Regions from separate parts of the Mus musculus genome. Here region 2 is linked to region 1. A link is a loop called in an ENCODE intact Hi-C map of the cell type or tissue named here. Cell type or tissue: heart. All regions are shown on one strand. Each heading gives the region's core, and the rest is flanking DNA. Links, peaks and the distances in the headings are about the cores only. Region 1 holds the start of Gm2a (GM2 ganglioside activator protein). Region 2 holds the start of Atox1 (antioxidant 1 copper chaperone).

Region 1 (10,998 bases), core at 1,978-9,977:
TACCACTGAACTATACTCCAACTCCCTTCTAGTGTTACAAACACACACAGGCACCCATGCCTGCAGGAACGAATGTAACAGAAACTCTGGAAACAAAATGTCCAAAAGTGATTAGATGGCTAAGTGTGGTAACTCCTATATCCAGTGCTTGGGAGGTTGAGACAGGAGGATTGCTTCATGTTTCAGCTTGGATTCTAGGCTAGCTAGAACTATGTCTTAAAAGCAGGAGTGTACCGGGTGTGGTGGTGCACGCCTTTAATCCCAGCACTGGGGAGGCAGAGGCAGGCGGATTTCTGAGTTCGAGGCCAGCCTGGTCTACAAAGTGAGTTCAGGACAGCCAGGGGCTATACAGAGAAACTCTGTCTCAAAAAAAAAAAAAAAAAAAAAAAAAGAAAAGAAAAAAAAGAGTGCGCTGGGTGGTGGCATTCAACCTTAATTCTTTCACTTTGGAGGCAGAGGTATGCAGAGATGGGTGAGTTTGAGGCCAGCCTGATCTACATTAGTGAGTTTTGGGACAACTAGAGTTACATAGTTACACCTGTCTCAAAAATACCAGTACACACACCACCACCACCATCTGTTGTTTTTGTTTATATTTTATGGGTGTGAGTGTTTTGCCTGTGTGTCTATACGTGTACCAGGTCCGAGTTCAGAAGAGTTTCAGATGCCTGGGGGACACCATATTGGTGCTCCTCTGCAAGAGCTGCCGGTACCCCTAACCACTGAGCTGTCTCTCCAGCCCATGTTCTGTTTATTGTTGTTGTTTTAGGATTTTGTCTTCTTTTGGGGACAATATTGATTATAATTATCTTCTTATAAATGTGAAAATCCAAAGGATGTTTCCTCACCTCTCTTTTATTTATTGGCTCTTGTGTGTCACAGCATACAAGTATAAGTCTGAGAACAACTGTGAGAGTTAATTCTCTCCACCAGGTGGGTCTTGGGAACCAAACTCATGGTGTCCCGCTTGAGAGCAAGCACTTCTAATCACTGGACCATCTTGCTGCACCAACCCTGCTTTTATGCTGCTGCTGTTTGTTGTTGTTGTTGCTTGTGGCAGTGGTGGTGATGGTGGTGATTGTGGTGTGTCTGTTGGTTTTTTTTAGACAGGTCTAACTATGTAACTCTGGTTGTCCTGAAACTCACTAAGGTAGATCAGGCTGGCCTCAAACTCACCCATATCTGCCTACCTCTGCCTCCAAAGTGCAGGGATTAAAGTCACATGCCACCACCCAGCCGCACTCCTGCTTTTAAGACAGGGTCTCGCCATGTAGTTCTAGCTAGCCTAGAATCCAAGCTGAAACATGAAGCAATCCTCCTGTCTCAACCTCCCAAGCACTGGATATAGGAGTTACCACACTCAGCCATCTAATCACTTTTGGTTATTTTGTTTCCAGAGTTTCTGTTACATTTGTTCCTTCAGGCCTGGGTGTGTGTGTGTGTGTGTGTGTGTGTGTGTGTGTGTTTGTAACACTAGAAGGGAGTTGGAGTGTAGTTTAGTGGTAGAGTTTCTACATGGTATGGGAACTACATGGTATGGATTGTGGTGGGAAGAAAATACTTTAGTTCCGGACTTTGCTTAATGTTGGCGGTGACAGAAACACCATCGATACTGAGAGAACAACTCTGATTTAGTGAAGTAACCATTGTCTAAGGCCTGGAACTCACTACGTCGGCCAGGTTGGCTTCAAATTCCTGGCAATGTGCCTCGACCTCTGGAGTGCTGGGTTATAAAAGTACACCAACAGGTGATGTGGAGATAAGAGCTGTTATCTCATCTTAAACCAAGAGGTAAACAACTTGAGTGGAAAGAAAAGCTGGATGTGGTGGTGCACACCTTTGATCCCAGCACTTGGGAGACAGAGGCAGGTGGATCTCTGTAAATTCAAGACCAGCCTGCTCTACACAGCAAGTTCCAGGCCAACTAGCGAGACCCAATACCAGACCAAAACAAAAAACCCAAATAAACATGTGAGAATATGGAGGCAGGAGGCTCATGGGGGTATTGCTACAGACATACACCACCACACCCTGCATATACATTTGTGTATTTCTCTTTTGTGGGGCTGTAGATCTAAGCTAGGGCTTCAGGCAAGTGTGTGACCACTTACCTATATTCCATCCCCAGTTTTTATGTTTGTTTGTGGTGCTCAGATCAGACCTGGGTTCCCAGGCATGCTAGGTAGCTAGCTGCTCTGCCATTGAGCTGTGTCCCCAGTTCTCCTTTATGTTAATGAAGAAGTCCCAGCTCTGGAGATGGAGATGCCTGAAGCTGTCCTGCAGTAGCGCTCTGAGAACAGCTTCCCAGAGTGGTGTTGTGCAGCCTTGGCTAGAAGCCACTGCCTGATTGTCAGGATACTGGCTTTCAGGTCTGCTCATCTCTCAATGATTCTCGTTTTAACCAAGAAAAGGCAAAGTCAACCTCCACAGATGCTTCCCCGCTGACTCAGGAAGGCACGCACCCCCACTTTATATTGCTTTAATGGAAGTTTTCGTCTTTGGGGACTCTTGCTTGGTCTCGTATCATCTGTTGATTTCTTTAGTTGCTACTGCTCATCACTAAGACTCCAGATGTGAGGAGGATGGGATGAGCCTTGAGGGGTGTGGACAGGGCCTTTATTTTGTCCAGTTGTCAAATCTGTCAGTGCATAAGAGAGCTTATTACAGAATCATCTTCCTTATGATATATTTACTTGCTGATATATTTAGCTGTATCAAGGTCTCACACACTCCAAGCAGACTCAGAACTCCACAGGGAGCTGAGGTTGACCTTGAACTTCCGATCCTTCTGCTTGTACTTCACAAGTGTTAGAATCACAAGCAGGTACCACCATGCCCAGTTTATATGGTGCTAGGCTGGAACACAGAGCCTTGTGCATACTATGCAAACACTTTATCAAACGAACTACACCTTCACCTGCATCCTTATGATTTTTAAATCCTCATTTTGCAAATAGAAAATTGAAGTCAGAGAGCTGAGGCCCCTGACCACTCTTCTATAGCAGTAATGGGGCAGGGCCAGAATACAGCCTGCTGAACAAGCCTGTCCCATCTCTCTTTCCATTGTTGTTATGGCTTGCTTTCCAGTCATGGCGTCTGTGGGATTCTAGAATTTCCTTCAAAGCCATTCATGTGGGAGTACCAACCTGAAGGAATGTGTCCCTTCACCTACCTGTGTGATGCTGGAGGGTTGTCAGGCAGAGAAGATGGAGGGTTAGGGGTCAGGAGGAAGTGAGTGATGCGGGTGAGGGGACTTGGCAACTGTGTAAAAGAATGAATAATATTCCAGCATGACCAGTGGTTTTTTTTTTTTTTTCTTTTTAAAACAAAATCTCAATTGTTCAATTTTTACCAATGAAGAGATTCGGGAGCCAGATGTTGGGGTGAAAGCCTGCTCAAAAAACCTCCTTCAAACTGAACGTTCCTCCTTTCTATGTCCTGTGCCTCTCTCTGTCCTCCTGACTCCCTCTTACTCTCTGTTTTTCTCTTAATAATATAAGATGCTTCCTCTTCATCAATTGGTTGCTTGTTCAGTCTATTAACCTGTACTTTACTTTATTTAATCCTGTTTACAATATTCAAGCAGAAACCTCTTTGATTAAAGGTATGTGCTAAGGTTGTGCCCCACCACAACTAAAACAGGTGTTTCCAGCAAATAACACAATCTCAGGGTTCACAGTGTGATCAAATATGCTGTAACAGTTCAGAGCTAGGACTGTAGTCCTCTCTATCTAAGGGTAAGGCCACACAGACAACCCCTACAACCTGTGAGACCAGCCACAGTATGAATGACCTCTCTTCACTTTGCTATGTGACAGTGGGAAAGGGCTTCTCTCTTCTGGTCCTTGACTTGCATCTGTGCGTGATGAAGGAGAGAGTTTAGTGTGACAGAACCATTGGGTAAAGTATGCAGCCTAGTTAATAGAGATGAACCAATGTCATGTTTTTAATGATATGAAATGTATTCTAATATGAACAAAGGGGAAACTAGACAGGCACACAGAATGAATAAAACAAAATGTAGCTTAGGACACATTAAAAATTGACAGTCTTGCCGGGCGTGGTGGTGCACGCCTTTAATCCCAGCACTTGGGAGGCAGAGGCAGGTGGATTTCTGAGTTCGAGGCCAGCCTGGTCTACAAAGTGAGTTCCAGGACAGCCAGGGCTACACAGAGAAACCCTGTCTCAAAAACCCAAAAAAAAAAAAAAAAAAAAAAAAAAGACAGTCTTGTCAGGTGCTGGCTATTCATTAGTAACTAAAAGTTATAGTCCCACATCTAATTTTAGGAATATTTTTGAGGCAAGAAAAAGGAGAAAGGAGAACCAAGACCCTCACTCTATAACTAATCAAAGTCATGAAAATGAATCTTTATTTATTTATTTTTTAACATTCTGCAGAAAGGGGCATAGAGAAAAAGCAAATCTAGCTGGCTTGTTGAACTGATGAAAGACAGTGGTTTTAAGTCCTGATGCAGAGAAGTTCCTTCCCTTTCTCTCGCGTAATTTGGGACTCAGGTACAATCATTGCACCTCCCTGAGTTGTTCATCCTGTTGGTTTAGGACAATCTTATCTAAAATTACCATCTTGGGGCTTGAGAATGCCCCCTTTACTAAAGATGAGCTCAGAGGACTGCCTACAGCTTTTCAAGGTTCAATTTTTTTCTTTCTTTCTTTCTTTCTTTCTCTCTCTCTCTCTCTCTCTCTCTCTCTCTCTCTCTTTCTCTCTCTCTTTCTTTCTTCTTCTTCTTCTTCTTCTTCTTCTTTTTTTTTTGAGACAGAGTTTCTCTGTGTAGCCCTGGCTGTCCTGGAACTCACTCTGTAGAGCAGGCTGGCCTTGAACTCAGAAATCCGCCTGCCTCTGCCTCCCAAGTGCTGGAATTAAAGGCGTGCCCTACCCCACCCCCTGCTCAAGGTTCAGTTTACAACATGTGACAGCCACCTGCTAAGTGGAGAGAGGTTCTTTGAGCCTCTTGCTTAATCTGTAACTCTGACAGGTTCAGTAGCTCAGACTTAAGGCAGAACAGTGATTTATTTTTTTCCTTTCCTTTTAAAAAAAAGTTATTTATTTATTTCATGTATGCGAGTACACTGATTGCTGTTTTCAGACACAGCAGAAGAGGACATCGGATCCCATTATAAACCGTTGTGAACCACGATGTGGTTGCTGGGAATTGAACTCAGCACCTCTGGAAAAGCAGTCAGTGCTCCTAACTGCTGAGTCATCTCTCCAGCCCTGTGATTTATTTCTTACAGAAGGAAGATAGGGAAAAAATCATGGGTGATAAGAAGGAGCCCCTTCACCTGGAATCTGGTTGGAGCAGAAAAGCAAGAATCCCTGCACAATTAAGTATTGCTTAAGGCTCCCACATTCCCAGTTGTTAAGTCTACAGTTTTCTAGCAATCTTACTAGAAATTCCATTTACCAAGAAGCACAGGCACTCAGCTCCCTGTGCAAGTTCAGTGGTTTCTGGTTTCAGTTAACCAGCTTGGAACCCTGCTCAAGGTACCTTTGGAGCCAATCCATAACCGTAGTTATTGAATAAAAAAACAGGGATGGGCTTCTAAAATCTTGTAGTCAGAATGAGAACTCTAGGACCTAGAGTCTTTGAGAAGGCCACAAACCTACTTTCCAATGTGACTTAACTTTGTTCCGGGCGCTATTTTGTCTCTTAAGTCTCATGTCTTAAGCCTATATTTTAAATAAAATCACTAACTGTGCTTCACCGTGAGGCTAGTCCTCAAATTCTTTTCAGCGACAAAGCCCAGTTTGGCCTTGGTGAAGGTCTCGAACTCCTCCTCGGGCCATAAGGGTGACAGTTGGACGTTCTTTCTGTCAACGTTTCTGGTATTTTGTACTTTGGAAAGTAAACTTTGGTGTCTAACGAAAAGACTGCGGACAGCGATAAGCACCACCATCTCCTAAACTCATCGTTAGGCGCAGGCGCTTTCCCAGGTCTAAAAGCCTCAGGACCTGGCAGCGCTTTAGATGCTGTTAAATGCCAACAACCACATGCCAGGAGTTACAATATGAGCAGGAAACTGGCAGGGAGCTTTCTCTCTGTGTAGAGAGGAACCTAGGAAGGAAAAAACTGAACCTTGAAAAACACTCCAGAACTTCGCCCCGCCCCGCCCAACAAGCCCCGCCCATCTCGCCTATCATCCTCACCCAACCGCGTGTGGAGCCCTGCTTCTGCATTCAGCTCCGCCCTAGCACTCGGCCCTGTCCCTCCCGCCTCTTAGCCCCACCCCTCCCGCAGTCCCGCCCCTCGCGCTCCGCCCTTCTCCGTCCTCTTAGCCTCGCTCCTTCCCTCAGCCCCGCCCTCAATCGACCCCGCCTCTTTCGCAGAACCTTTTTTTTTTTTTCCTCAGAACTCAGCTCCGCCCCTTCCTCCGCTGGCTCTGCCCCTGCAGTAGGCCGTTGAGGGTGGGGCTGAAGCAGGTGGTGTTTGGGGCGTGGCCGGAGAAGTCCCGCCTAGGGCCTGCAATCTCAGCCCCGCGGGGCGGAGCGCTGAGCGCAGCCAGGCTGTGCATTAGCGACCTGCTGTCTTTAAAGGCAGCCGTGAGTCGCATTGCCTAGACCGACACGGAGGACCATCGCCATGCACCGTCTACCGCTGCTGCTCCTGCTGGGCTTGCTGCTCGCAGGCTCCGTCGCCCCTGCGCGCCTCGTCCCGAAGCGCGTGAGTGTCCCCGATCCTGGAGCAGGCCTTCAGCGACATCCCGGGACTGATGGGTCCAGACTGTCCTAGAAGGGCTCCTCTCCTCCGAATCGTCCTGTCCCACCCATCCTTTCCGGGTGCAGAGCAGTGATGCGAACGCTCTTGTCCTAAACCCAGGTTCTCAGTCTGTGACTCGCTGCATTCCGGGCCCTCTTCTTTCCCTGTTTTCTGCTTGGCTCTGAGGTCTTCCTGCTGGTAGGAGGGTTGAATGTTGGGCCCGGAGGTTCAAACTTGGCTACCAGGTTACTGAGGGCCAGCAGTGTGATTCCAAAGCACCTAGCTGTGTGCCACTGAGACCCTCCATCTCCTGACAGCCTTTTACTTCCCTGTCTCTAATTCCCTGCACTACAGACCACTGGGAAAGGGGGGTTCGGTCATTCTGAGGGGAAAGCCCAGTCCCATTGCCTTTTGTTGTGGCCTAAAAGTGCAGGTCCTCCAGACCCTTCCTGCCAGGACCGGCTGAAAAAAGGGGGAAAGTGTTGTGGACGATCTTAGCTTTAGTGTATAAAATGTATGTCATGTCAGCATAGGGTGAGGGCTTTCATGAACCGAGGGTTTGCAGAATGCCCAAGGAATAGGGCAGTTGGGGCCAGTATGGCCTTGGCCTTGTTTGGTCAGATGCAGGGAGATGTTACATGTGGGAGGAAGGACCTTTTGACCTCACTGTCCCAGAGGCTAGTCAGCTTGTCTCTTTTTTTTTTTTTTTTTTTTTGGTTGTTTGAGACAAGGTTTCTCTGTATAGTCCTGGCTGTCCTGGACTTTGTAGACCAGGCTGGCCTCGAACTCAGAAATCCGCCTGCCTCTGCCTCCCGAGTGCTGGGATTAAAGGCGTGTGCCACCACGCCTGGCTCAGCTTGTCTCTTGACGTCTCCTGGTGTGGGAATTCAGGTCTTGGTTCCACAGCCGGCCTTGTGAGGTGGAGCCCAGTTAGAGGCAGTAGGCCTGCAGATGACATCCCCATTTCTCCTGTATGCTTTGCCTGTGGGTGCCATTCCAAACTTTAGGGGCTCAGATAGGCAATTTGGAGGGACTCAGGCATTGTAGGCACCAACCTCCTTTTGGCTGTTAAGGACTTTACTCAAGATCACTCAGTGACATTTTTGAACCTTACTCTAGAGGCTTATGGTCGCAGAACTTGAGTCTGCAGTGACCAGTGAGTGACTGAGTCTTCAGAACCCTGGGGTCTTCTTGTATCACTGGTCCTGTGACCCTGGGCTGTAGTGACTCTGATATGACTGGCTTTGTGCTGGGCACTTACTAGACTCTATGTTGCATAGTAGGTGTCATTTATTATATACCTACTGTGTGCTGCAGATTGAGCTTTGTACTTTTCCTCTTTTAAAAAAAATTGTTTTTTGAGATAGGATCTCTGTTGTCCAGGCTAGCCTAAACTCTTCTAAGTAGCTAATGATAACCTTGAACTATACTGATCCTCCTGTCTCCATCTCCCAATTTTGGAGTAATTCATAAGGATAGCATAAAGTTCTGTGTATTTACCTAATTGCTTTTGTTAGTACCCCATATTATCAGTGTGCTTGTTAAAACCAAGCCAGTGTGGGTCCTTTACTGTGAACTAAATTAGGCTTTATTTGGGTTTCCCATGAATGTCCCTCTCTATTCCAGCACCTGCTCTGGGGTTCCCTATTGTCATCCCTGTCACATCGTCTCTCTCTTCTCAGGCCCGGGGCAGAACATTTAAATGAGCTTGGCTGCCTTCAGGCGCTGAGTCCTGTTGCTTTGTGTACAGACTTCTCCTCCTGCCATCACCCTGACAGAAGATATAGTTATGCTCACTTAATAAATGAGGAAGTTGAACCTCCAGGGGTTAACATGCCAGAGGTGTCTGCTAGTGAGACCAGGGCTTAATTAGCATCTGTTAGTGAGAGCAGTAGTGGTTGGTGTGTGATTTTAACCCATGCCTGGATCTGCCCCTATTCTGCCTATGTAGCCACATCTAGGCTAGGGATGGCATCTGCCAGGTTCGAGGTACATACTGCTGATCGCTATCCTCCCTTTCCCCAAGAGCCTGGACTCAGCTGCTGGAGTACCTCACAGCTGAAGCTGCCCAGGCCCTGCTAGTGGAGGACCACCTTGTGAAAAGTCCCCTACTAGGGCAGGGGGGAAGGGGTAATGGGAGAGGGTGGAAGAGTCTAAAAAAGGACACTCTAGAAACTTCCCTGAACCCAAAGTCCTCCTTGGTGTGAATCAGGCTGCTGAGTTGGAAAAAGTAGCCTCCTACCCTGTCAGCCCAGGTTACTACTTAGCCATTTTTTTTCATTTATCTTAGGACCAGCCACTCCTCCCCCAGTCCATCCTTCTCCAAGCGCCGTACTTTCTTTCGAAGGTGTTCTACTGCACATGGCCAGTTTGCTCTCTTTGACCTATGAGGGCTTATAATCAATGAGACTGCTACCCTTCTTCAGCGAGGTCCCTCATTCAACGTGTTTAGCCTGTTGGCCTTTCTGTAGTACTGGAACCAGCTGAGCTTCTACCTCAGGGCCTTTGCTTGTGCTCTGTGTGTATTGATGGCTAATTTCTCATCCTGAAAGAATGTTTTTAAGTGTCACCTTTCAACCACCCTAAGTAAGACCTGAGTTACTCTCCACACCACCTTCAGGCACTCTAATATGTGGTCGATCCTCCTTTGTTCCCTCCCTCCCTCCTTCTCTCCCTTCTTTTCTTTCCGTTTTTTCTGCCCCCTAGTACTTGGGTTTGAACCCAGGACTTTAGGCATGTTAGGCGAGCTCTCTACCACTGAGTTACACTGCCAGCCTGGGGAACACTTATTTACACTAGACTATAAGCCCCACAAGGCAGGGAAGAACTGCTTCCTATTGTTTACAAAGCCTCAGTCCAGGCCCTGAAATAGTCGCTTCACAAATACTTATGGAATGAAGTTTGAGCAAAATACCTGCTGGTACCTACCCTGGCCCTGCCTTTCTTAGTCACAGTGTGGCCTTTCATTCCAGGAATCAGAAGCCCATGCCAAGAAGCTTGAACATGGAGTTTAACAGGCTTACATGGATCTCACGGAGTTGGTGGCAGGAAACAGAGGCCAGGGAGGCACATGGCTGTGTTTTAGTGAGCCAGCTCATGCTTTGTGTCTGACACAATGTCATGAGTTGTCACATACGTGTTCTCACCTTGCAACAGTTCTGGGAGGAAGATATAAAATGCCTCTACTTAAAAGATGTGGAAATCAGAAATCAGGACTCCAATTGTATGTGTTCCAGGCTGGGATTCCAACCCAGGTCTGTTTGACTGGAACCTAGGCTTCCTGCCTGGCACTCCAAAGCCATACCTGTCCCAGGTCCCTGGGATGCTTGTTTTCCATCCCAGGCTGGTTATGAGCTCACTGTGTGTTTGAGGATGAGTTTGAACATCAGAGCCGAGTGCTGGGATTACAGGCATGTGCCCTGTGCTGGTCTTGCTGGTCTTAGATTGCCTTTTGTTCTTTTTTGAAGACAGGGTCTCACTATGTAGCCCAGGCTGCCTTCAAGCTTGAGATCCTCCTGCCTCAGCCTCCCTAGTGCTGGGATGACTGGTGTATGTCAGCATGCCTGGCTCCTTTAGTGCTGTAGTAGATCATATAGGTGACTGACTCTGTGTTCCTTTCCCATAGGACAGAGGGGCTCTTACTCTTGTCTCCTCAACTCAACTTGGAGCTGAGCCGCAAGTGTACGTGCTTGGAACCCACCTTAAAACTTTTGACCCAAGGCAGTGCCAGGCCTTGTGTCATAAGGGTCACATACATTGCCTCTGGCCATAGGGTCACACACACAGCTTCTTGTGTCATAATTCCAAGGCTTGGCAGAGAGAAGCTGTGGTCTAGCACGGATCAGGTGTTCTCTGGGTCCGGATGGTTATGAATGGGTTAAGATGGAGGCCAGGCTGGCAGATTTTCTAAGGCTGTGTGTGGATAATGGCAGTGCTAAGTGTCTTTGTAGGGGGTTTTGGGGGTGGGGCATGTGAGTGTGTTTTGAGAGGGAGAGACAGGCAGACAGGCAGACAAACAGACAGACAGAGGTGTAGAATGAATCCCAGATCCTAAGGTTCTGGGGGCTGGTGGTCACATTTGTTGGATCTAGGTCACGTGGAGGAAGATTTGAGAAGTTCCTCTGCAGAGGAGTGGTGGGTGACTCAGGTTGTGCCTATGGTGTGGTTCACGACAGGGGAGTAAGAATGTGGGTGTAAGGTGAGAAAGTCATTGCTCGTCACTGAGGGACCTCCTGTAGATCTTGTCCTGTGGGTCTTGTTCCCTGGACGCTGAGGCTTGGGT
Region 2 (10,998 bases), core at 1,940-9,939, 360 kb after region 1:
CAGGATCACCTGCAGGGCTGTGTGGGAAGCTCTTTTCCAGTTCTCCCTCGAGGTTACTGCTTTGTGAGCTGTGGACTTTGCCTCAGAACCAGAGTACCTAGCCACTAGTGACAGGCAGGCTCCATTCTTATCAGATCTGGGACCTGATTTTTTACTAGAACATTATTTTCAACATTGGAGTCACCAGGGAGGGACTCTCCACAGGCTGCAGGTCTGCTCAGCAACCTGGACAGGGACATAGATTATGTCAGCATGCAGGTGACTCATATATGTGGCCACCACTGCTCTGATCCAAGCACCTCGTGCTCAAAGGCAGCACCTGAGTTCCAAGAAGGGGAGGGACTTCCTGGGCTCCCTGCACTGCAGGGGATGGGAAGGGACCCCAGGTTCCTGAGGTCCTCCAACCTCTGAGCTATTACAAGTCAAAGCAGGCAAGTGCCTATGAGACCGGGCTTCAATTCAGTGCTGCACCCAAAATACTGAGAACAGCATGAGGCACAGAGGAGGCATTAAACCCATTAGAGTGAGTCAATGGTCAGTCTCACTGCGAGACAATTTCTGGTCTTTGGCTTTCAGAGAGGGACTGTGCCAATCCTCCCTTCCTTCACAATCTGGAAATGAGAGCATCTGGGTCCAATACCCACAAATTGTATCCCCTAAGAGCTTAACTCATAGGGTACCACTCCCTTCCCTGGGGCTGAAGAATGGGACAAACACAGAATCTGACATGTGGCACCCAGCCCCCACCATGATCTCTACTTTCCCTGCCTCCTGATGTTCATGCCCTCGAGAGTTCATGCCATAACATTTCAGGATAAGCCTGTGTGTATTAAACATAAGGCTAAACCACCACTGTTATGTGACTAAGCTGGTCACAATGCTGGCTTCTGCCCCTGCTCCCTTCTGGGGAGCCTTCCTAATGCTGCGACCCTTTAATATATATAGTTCCTCATGTTGTAGTGACAGCCAACCAAAAATTATTGTGTTGCTACTTCATAACTGTAATTTTGCTACTGTTTTGAATCTTAATGTAAATACATGATACAAAGGATGATATACAACCACCAAAGGGGGTGCAACCCACAGGTTGAGAACTGCTGCTCTAGAGGAAGCCAGTTGCTATGTGAAAGGACACTTTGTATGCATCCAGAGGTCTACCTGGTGAGAAACAGAGTCTCCAAGGTCAAAGCCAAGGACTGCACCAGCCTGGGCAAGCCTCTGGCCTGCACTGTTGTTCTGTTAGGTCCTAAGCCAAGCCTACTACTCACTCTGCTCAGCCATTCCCAGGTCCTGACTCTAGGTTTGGGGATAAGTATTGAAGGGCAATAGATGGTTAATGTGTTAATAAGATTAGATTATGAGACTAAGCGCTACTAGATGAAAGTTATTGGATTTTGATAATTACTCTTTTCCATTTCTCCCTTCATTTTGAAAAACAAGGTTTTTCAAAGTCCTCCACCCTGGGACTGTAATTCAGTGGTACATTGCTTGCCTGGCATGTATAAAGCCCTGGGTTTACTTCCCATACTGAGACAGTACATTGTTTTGCTTTGAATAGTTTCCGTGCTACTTTGTAATCTACGTGCCCCTTTATTTTAACTCTGAATAAGAAGCCAAGAGCTTAGAAACAGCCAGCCCAAGATCCCAACCACCAGTAATATAACTGCAGTAACAAAATAACAAACAACAAACAAACAAACAAAAATAACAAGAACAAAACAGTGGCTCCCCACCCCCCAGCCCCATCCTTGTTTTGTTGCTGTTGTTGCTGCTACTTTGAGAACAGGGTCTTATTATGTAGCCCAGACTAGCCTGGAACTCAGTATGCTGTCCATACTGAGCCTCAAACTCTACCTTCCCGCCTCAGAAACCCAAGCACTGCATAAATAGGTACCCAACAACACATCCAAATTCAACGCCCACCTTCCCCATGAAGCTCATCAAAATATCTCTAGGACAAGCTGAGTGAGCCTCATCTGAGTGCTTGGGAGCAGAAATGTCCCTGATGAGGCAATATTCGCATACACATAATGAGCTGTCTTGGGGATAGAACGAGTCTAAACATGAATCATATTTATGTACACAGACGAAAGGTAATTTCATGCAATGTTGTGAATGAACCATGTTTGGGCACCTTGTGGCATCAGGCCCCCGGCTAGTCTGAAACTGCGTTTATGGTCACAGACTCACAGAGATCTGCAGGCCTCTGCCATCTCAGTACTAGGATTACTTTAGTATTTAATCCAAGCACTTGGGAGGCAGAGGCGGGATTAAAGTCATGCATCGCTATATCCAGCATACTTTTTTTTTAATTATGTCTATGTGTATATGTGTGTGTGCCTTCATGAGTTTATGCACACCAGGTATGTGCAGGACCTCACAGAACTCAAAGGAGGATATAGCATCCTCTGGAACTGGAGTTAAAGCTAGCTATGAGCTGCTATGTGATGGTAGGAATATAGACATGGGCCCTCTGTAGTTCCTTTGTGAAGATTAGGAATCAGCAGTTAAGAACTCATACTGTCCTTCCAAAGGACCCAAGTTTGGATCCCAGTGTCCCCATTAGCAGGCTCACAACAGCCTGTAACTATAACTCCAGGGGGATCTGATGCCTTTTTATGGACCCCACAGGCACCCACACTCATACCCACATACCCACACATTGACACAGGTATATGCATATAATTAAAAAAATAAAAAAACTGGGGGGGTGTGGGCTCATGTCTTTAATCCATGCACGCTGGAGGCAGTGGCAGGCAGATCTCCAAGTTTGAGGCCAGTCCAGTCTACAGAGTGAGTTCCAGGATACACAGGAAAACCCTGTCTCAGAAGCAAAGCAAAAAATAAAAAAATAGGGCTAGACTGATGGCTCAGTAGTTAAGACTGCTTGTACTCTTCCAGAGACCTGAGTTTCCCGAACCATGTTGGATGTTACAGTTACCACTGTAATTCCCACTCTCAGGGAATCTGAAGCCCTCTCTTATGGTCTCTGTACACAAGTGGCATGCGCGCGCGCACACACACACACACACACACACACACACACACACAAATAAAATTAAAGCTACAAGATAGTACGTAGCAAGTAAATTACAATTATTCACTTATTTGCATGTGGGAGTGTGTGCCAGGGATGTCAGAGGCCATCAACCTGACCCATCCTGCAACCCTCATGTTCCCTTTTCTGCAGTATTTTTCTAGCTTGAAAAGAGAAGCATTCATTTCCTTCTGCTCAGGATTCACTAAGGTGATGAGGTCATGGGTGTGAAGGCCCTAGGGGAGAGAGGCTTTCTTTGCTCCAGGCAAATCTTAGCATAGCTCCACAAGCTACTCTCAGAAGAAGCTCTGAAATGGAGTTTCAGAGGATAATTTTTTGCTGCTCAAGGAGCTAAAGTCAACAGTTATCTGAGCTCCAAACTGAGGACCACGGCAGGAAAGGACTTCTTTCACAGCACAGAGGTCAGAGGTCAGGGGTCCGCTCCAGGAGGCCGATGTTCCAGCTCAGAGCTCCCTACCTCTGCCTACACATTGTGCAACTAAACATGATGACACAGAGTTGGCTTAAGGGACAGGGTGATCCAGTCTTCACAAGGGTATTCCCTAAACTGCTCCACCTTCTGGGTGTCTCGCCAGGGCCACTAGACCCCAGGATCCTTTCTTTAGGTCTTGGGTTTGAGGCTCAGTGACAGAGCACATACATTGTATACACAGGCCCTGGATTCAACACCTAGCACCACAAAACAAAACCATAAGCCAGGTGTGGCAGCTCACTTCTGCAAACCCAACCCTTGAGAAGCTAAGGCAGAAAGATTGCTATGAGTTTAAGAGTCATCCTGGGCTAGGTATTCACTTACAGCCAACCTGGGCTATGGTGATGTTTGGTAACGATAATAACAAAATGAATCCTCATAAGTATAATATATATTGTTATACTACATATTGTTGTATTACTATATTATATATATTAATTACTTCAGAAAGCCAGTAAGTGGTATGATTCTTTTATAGACACTAGAACTGGAAGAGTGAGAATAGAGGGGGAGTAGGAGGGGGAGGAGAAAGAGGAAGAGGAGGACACTATTCCTCTAGAGGACGCTGAGTCTTTGAACACTGGTGTCTTAGAGTCCTGTTTACTAGTATCTGCACATCTCTGATGTGCCCGACTCTCTCACACCTTGTTACACTGTCTCCTTTATGTCTCCTTTAATCGCTACAATGATTCAAAAAGCCAGGAAACTCTACCTTGTGAGAGATCAGAAGGCTGAAGCTCCGGGGTTAAATACTGACCCCAGGAGACACAGCTCATGAGTAGGAAGGCCTAGGCTGGAGAGAGGACACAAGACTTGAACTTTTAACCAGTGAGACCCATGTTAAATTGGAGTGGAAGCCTGCCTACCCAGTTCTACCCCACTCGACCTACATCAACATAAGAGTCACTACTCCTTGGGGACAGATGGGTCACTAGCTGTGTTAAATATGATGATATAACTCCAGTTAATACCAACCTCAGTCCTGAAAGGTCTGTTTTCAGTCCTGATTTTACAGATGAGGAGACAAAGGCTCAGAGAGGCAGAACAACTTGCCTGAGGCTGCCCAGCTGGCAAGCCAAGGGCAAACTTTCAGGTTTCTGGGTTAAGCTTTGGTCTGCAAACTATCTTGGGTAAGACTTACTTCCCTGGCTAGATTGGAGGTAGCACTTGACCAATACCTCCCTGCACTTAGCAATTTGTCTTGATAAGGTGCCTGTTCATCTCCCATTAAATCCTGTGTCCCCAGAGGCAGACACAGAACAGAGAGGCCCTCAAGCTATTTTTTTCCTTCACTGCTGCCCTCTGAAGAGCAGCCGGGCAGCCTCCACTCTGGAATCCTGAGGTCACCAAGGAGTCTGTCACATGGACTAGCTTGACTGGCAGGATGGACTTTACCAAGTTTTTTTTTTTTTTTTGGTCTGTGCTTTGTGCAGACAGGGTCTGAAGACAATGGGCAGGAACCACAAGAATGACACCTGAGAGGTTTAAGGATTTGTACCAGGAAGAAGCCTCAGGTTCATTCCCAGAAGATAAGCTGCTAAAACACAGAATACTCCTGGGAGACCTCTGGGTTGAGAGGCACTGGGAGGAAAATGCTCTCCACTCCACAACTCTAGACCAGCATCTCCGGAACTCAGTTGAGATTAGAGCTTGCCCCCAAACAAGTACAACTGGTTTTGCCCAGCACTTCCCAGGTGGTCTGGCTCCATCTTGTATCCTACCTACCTAGCTAGCTCCCAACAATAAACGCTTTCCAGCAAGCACTGGGGTTTTTCTTCTCTTCTTGTGTAATGTGCCAAGGCCTCATGTAAGGCCTTCATTTTAAATTAAGCAATGAGACTAGAAGCCGCCATGCAAAGGAGTGGGGTGATTTCAAAGGCAAGATAAGCGCTGCTCTCGGCTCCTTAAACTCTGCTCTGAGCTTTGGGATTCCTGGTTGGGGAAGAAAGTACCCTGTCGGCCCAGTGCTGAAGTGGAAGCAGGGCAGTGTGGGCAGGAGAGATGAACAGAGACATGCTTCTCTGGAAAGCCTGCAGGCGGCAGGGTATGCATGTGGAAAGGCCAGGTACCCGCATTCCTATATGGGTTCTCTGCCCTACCTCCCTGCCTCAGTTTCCCCATTATGCAGAAAAGGATGGGGCTGCCTCTCGAAGACTCTCTAGGGCGATCCGGAGGCCTGTGTTCTGCACTACACTGCTCTCTGCAGCTTTCCGGAGGGTCCCGAAGCCGGAGGACCGTGCGGAAGGTAAACTGAGAAACGACTGCAGCTCTGGCCACGGCCTGCGCCCTGACAGCAGCGTCGGGCTCGGAAACAGTGCATCCGGGCTGGAGACAGAAGTTCCCGCGGGTCGAACGGCCACTTACCGGCATGACTGACGCGGCACACACGGGCAGTGGCAGCGGCGACGACGACTGGAACTCCTCTCCCGGACACCAAAGCTGCGCTTCCGGAGAGCGCTCCTGAAAGCCCCGCCCTCAGGCCAACCCATCCTTCGGCCAGGCCCCGCCCTAGGGCTGGGCTCCACTTATGCCCCGCCTCTTCCGGGGCTAGCTTCGTCAAGGCCCGGCCCTTTGAGGAAGGATCTGCTAAATTCCCTGTCCCTTCCGGTCCAGTTAGAGCTAGGTTCCTCCCTTGGGCTGGCCTCCTCTTGCTTACCGTGCCTTTCGATATGAATATTTCACTAGGTCCCGCCTCTCTTTTGGGTTAGGTCACGCCCCTCCGGACGCGGAAAGGCCAGGCTTTTTTGAGGTCAAGCTAAGGCTATCTTGTGGAGGCCAGACCTGCGTTTTCTGCTGGGTCATTTCTGAAACAGGGCTAGGGAATGCAAGGCCAAGGCTCTGGGAATAAAAGATCTGGCATCTCCCTAAAGGGACCATCTCTCTTGCTTACCACTCAACTCAGTCCCTAAACTACAGTGGCCTGACCTAGGGCGCCAGGCCTGTTGACCCGGATACTAACGTGGCTGAGGCAGAAGATTTCTGGGTTCAAGGCTTACTGCGGCTGCAAAGTTCAAGGGCATCCTGGACTTCTTGAGACCCTTTCCTGAAAAAACATATTAAAAAAGAAATCCAAATTTAAGGCACATAGTAGATAAATTCACAACTGTAATCCCAGTGCTTGAAAAGTTGAGGCAGAGCTGGGCCAGGTGGTGGTCATGCCTTCCTTCAATCCTGGCCCTCTGGAGGCAGAGGCAGGTGGATCTCTTAAGTTCAAAGCCAGCCTGGTCTACAGAGCAAGCTCCAGGGCTATGCAAAAAACAAACAAACAAACAAACAAACAAAACAAAACAAAAAACCCATGAGACTGCGTCCTTCCCACCCAATTATGGCAGCCCCAGTAAACCGAGTTACTGCATGGGTAACTGACACCCATGAAGAAGATTGGCTTCCTCAAGAGTGCCAGAAGGACCAACCGACTGGATCTATCTCCTCTACCAGCCATTTGTGTCCTTGAGCTGGAGGCTGAGAGGAGATCCCTAAACTAAGTAGGCAATCTGCCATTTTGTGTGTCAGGATGGGTTCAGTCTGAAACCATGCTATAATTTGAACATAAAAGTTATAAGAAGTTGGCTAACAGGGGAAAGCCTAAGAATCTAAGACTAGCTGGATGGGGTAAGGGTGGCACACATGTGTCTATAAACAAGCATTCCCGGGGCTGGCGAGATGGCTCAGTAATTAAGAGCGCGCCGACTGCTCTTCCAAAGGTCCCGAGTTCAAATCCCAGCAACCACATGGTGGCTCACGACCATCCGTAACGAAATCTGATGCCCTCTTCTGGGGTGTCTGAGGACAGCTACAGTGTACTTACATATAATAAATAAATAAATCTTAAAAAAAAAAAAAACAAGCATTCCCCCTACACTCCAGAGGCTGAGGCAGGGGATTTATGAATTGGAGGCCAGTCTGAGCCTCATGAGAACCTGTCTTAAATAAAATGAACTAAAATAAAATAAATGTAAGAACATAATAGGCTGGGCGATGGTGGTGCACGCCTTGCTCCCAGCACTCGGGAGGCAGAGGCAAGCGGATTTCTGAGTTTGAGGCCAGCCTGGTCTACAGAGTGAGTTCCAGGACAGCTAGGGCTACACAGAGAAACCCTGTCTCAACCCCCCCAAAACAAAAACAAAAACAAACAAACAACAACAAAAAGAATTGGAAGCAGGGGGATTGCTGAAAGTTCAAAGCCAGTCTACACTACAAAACACCATGTCCCAAGCACTAATAACCCTTCACCCTGATACAAAAGTGTGATGGATGTGAGAAGATTCAACTGTCCAGAAGGTTAAGACATAAGTGTCCGAGAAACAGGTCCCCCTGCAGAACGTTCTGGCTGGGAGGCTTCTGGGAAAGCATCTATATCCCCAAAGGGAACTGATACCACTCTCTGCCTCCTTGCTCCAACTCCACATAACTTCTAGAGAACAAGGACCTTCCGTCTAGCTGTCCATGACAGAAATGTCCCAGAGGCTGATGCAAGAGCCACGGAGCTAGTGCTGAGCACTGATGGCCCCAGACTTATTCTGGGGGAAGGGAAGCCATCTTTATTTCATCTCCTGAAGTCAACTTTCTTTACTTGCCCTTGACATGCCTCACTGAGAGTCCTCACCTGATGATGTACAGCTTGCTTCTGGCCTTAATGCACCTAGTGTTGCGATGTCACCACACACAGTTCCCTAAAATTAAAAATAGAACAAATTGGTATGTGAGGAATTGTCTGCCATTTAAAGTTTTGCTAGATTGATTGACTGCCTCTCAGAACAAGGGAAAAGGTTATTCTATCTATCTATCTATCTATCTATCTATCTATCTATCCATCCATCCATCCATCTTCGACATAGGGTTTCTTTTGTATAACTCTGGCTGTTCTGGAATTCAGTCTTTAGACTAGTCTGCCCTGGGGCTCAGAGATCTGCCTGCCTCTGCCTCCTGGGTGATGGGATTAAAGGCGTGAGCCACCACCTCCACCCATGTAAGGTTTTAATTTTAAATTTAAAAAATATTTTTTCCAGGTTCATAATTTCTTGTACAAATTGAGTTTTACATAGTGGATTCACATCAGCTCCTTCAGGCACGGGACTTAACAGATGAGGTCAGACATTTCCAAGTCCATTTCTCTTGCTTTCACAGCTAGAGTTGTTTTAGGCCTTAACTTGAAGTATAAGACCAACAAAGCAATGCCTCCGTATATGGCCGGGACACAATTTATTCTACCTGTGAGGGTGAAAGAGTTGAAATACTTTTAATACCGGTGAACTGGAATTGGCCATCACTTTCTGGACCAGCCATGACTTTAATCTGCACCCAAATCACAAACTCTGCAGCTGATGTCCTTTGACAAACCCAGCGACCAGCTCGGTGTGACTAGAAGACAAATCTTCCCTGCACGCGACTGACAGGCCACAGGGACTCTTAAAAAATAATTTTTAAAAAATTGTAGGGGCTGGAGAGATGGCTCAGTGGGTAAGAGCACTGGCTGTTCTTCCAGAGGTCCTGAGTTCAAATCCCAGCAACCACATGGTGGCTCACAACCATCCGTAATGGGATCCAATGCCCTCTTCTGGTGTGCCTGAAGACAGCTACAGTGTACTCATATACATAAAATAAATAAACTTTTTAAAAAAGCCATAAAAAATTGTAAATATTATTGTGTGTGTGTTACGCACTGATTAGCCATGGTGGTGTGTGCCTGGAGGTCAGGGGACAGCTTGCATGAGTGGCTTCTCTCCTGTGATGGGTGCCTGGAATCAAACTCTTTAGACTGTGGAAAGAGCTCTTGTTGTCCTGGTTTATTTTACTATTTTTTTTTCTTTTCTTTCACTTAGTTAATTAATTTTTGAGACAAGATCTTACTATGTAGCTCAAGATGGGCTCAAACTCCTAACCCCAGGCCTAAAGTGAAGATACACACCTTTAATCTCATCATTGAGGAGGCAGAGGTCTCCTATGAATCCAACACCAGTATGTCTGCATATCAAGTTCCAAGCCCATCAAGGCTACATGGTATGATCTTGTCCCAAAACAACAACAAAAAGATATTTATAGTATGGGCCCAGGTGACTGCAACAATCTGAGATTCATCCTCAGGCCCCATATGGTAGGATGAGGGAACAGGTGCAGTCTTGTTGTCCTCTGACCTCTACAGGCAGGCCATGATGTGAGCATATTCACGAGCGGAACACGGCGATCCGCGCCTGTCATCCTAGCAGTTGGAAGGTGAAGACAGGAGGGTCAGTGATGTGTTAGAATGGCCGGTCGAGACTAAGCCAAGACAGTACCACGTGGAAGAGGTTTTATTGGGAGGGAGACAAGATGGCAGCAGAAAGAGAAGAGGGGAGGAGGGGGAAGAGAAAGGGGAGGGGGCGTTCTCCTTATTTATATGGAAAATGACATAACGCAGGTAAAGGTAGGTAAGCCAAGAGGATTCTGGGAATATGCTGCAGGTGCGCTGTCGCCTATATGATGTCATAGGTTTGGGAGGTCCTGCCAACAGTCAGAAGTTAATGGCCAGACTGTTTGACCCTGACTCAAATAAAACAGCAAAAAAATTAAACAGAAAAAAAAAATCACAGTGGCAAAGGGTACAGAATGGAATCTAAACCTGTTTTCTCCACTGGGACAAAGTACATCCCGCTCTCGGTAATCATTAACTGTTTCTTGTGACTCAACTTCTTCCTTGCCAGTGCAAAGACACAGACATAGGCGGGCCTGGACAGCCCTGGCTCTTCAGTGTTTCCATGGGAGCTTCTGCCATGCTGACCTGTCTTATGCCTGGCATAATGTATCTGTTTTGCCTGCTTCTTTGCTCTAGGTCTTTTGGACAGCTCTGTACTGATACCTGTAGACTCATCTGATGGATGATTTGGTGGCTGCCCCGCTGCCCCTTGGAAGTGGAGATTGTGTTATTGTATTTGTTAGTGTTATTATGTCTGACAACTATCTTTCTTTCTTTCTTTCTTTCTTTCTTTCTTTCTTTCTTTCTCCCACGTAGAGTGGTAATCCTACTTCCACAGTGGTAGTACTCTGGGCCTGCAACAAGATACCTAGCTTTGACTTCTCTCTGTTACAAAGGATGCTGCCCTGTAGTAAGTTTTCTTTCTTTCCTTCTTTCTTTCTTTTCTTTCTTTCTTTTCTTTCTTTCTTTTCTTTCTCTCTTTTCTTTCTCTCTTTTCTTTCTCTCTTTTCTTTCTCTCTTTTCTTTCTCTCTTTTCTTTCTCTCTTCTTTCTCTCTTTTCTTTCTCTCTTTTCTTTCTCTCTTTTCTTTCTCTCTTTTCTTTCTCTCTTTTCTTTCTCTCTTTTCTTTCTTTCTTTTCTTTCTTTCTTTTCTTTTCTTTCTTTTCTTTTTTTTTTTTTAATTTATTTATTATTGTATGTAAGTACACTGTAGCTGTCTTCAGACACACCAGAAGAGGGAGTCAGATCTTGTTACGGATGGTTGTAAGCCACCATGTGGTTGCTGGGATTTGAACTC

Evidence for each region. A loop is a pair of places that touch in the nucleus more often than their neighbours do. Peaks named below come from ENCODE experiments on the same cell type or tissue, not always from the same donor. Only the 100,000 strongest peaks of a DNase experiment are listed, where the experiment ranks them.
Region 2: a loop joins it to region 1, with 2.2 times the contacts of the local background. A loop is called at or near these places in 2 of 42 quality-filtered maps.

The regions. Positions count from the first base shown.
Region 1 is chr11:55,091,565-55,102,562 of GRCm38, forward strand. It overlaps Gm2a (GM2 ganglioside activator protein), which reads left to right and starts at 6,421. Exons shown (of 4, transcript NM_010299.3): 1 at 6,421-6,680. The coding sequence starts at 6,600. In heart, for the core only: no CTCF peak of the experiment used is centred there; DNase peaks (open chromatin) are centred at 6,457 and 7,557; H3K4me3 peaks cover 1,742 bases; H3K27ac peaks cover 1,550 bases.
Region 2 is chr11:55,455,194-55,466,191 of GRCm38, forward strand. Atox1 (antioxidant 1 copper chaperone) reads right to left here and starts at 6,015. Exons shown (of 4, transcript NM_009720.3): 1 at 5,895-6,015. The coding sequence starts at 5,900. It also overlaps the pseudogene Gm12235. In heart, for the core only: a CTCF peak has its summit at 5,545; a DNase peak (open chromatin) is centred at 6,108; H3K4me3 peaks cover 2,121 bases; H3K27ac peaks cover 1,973 bases.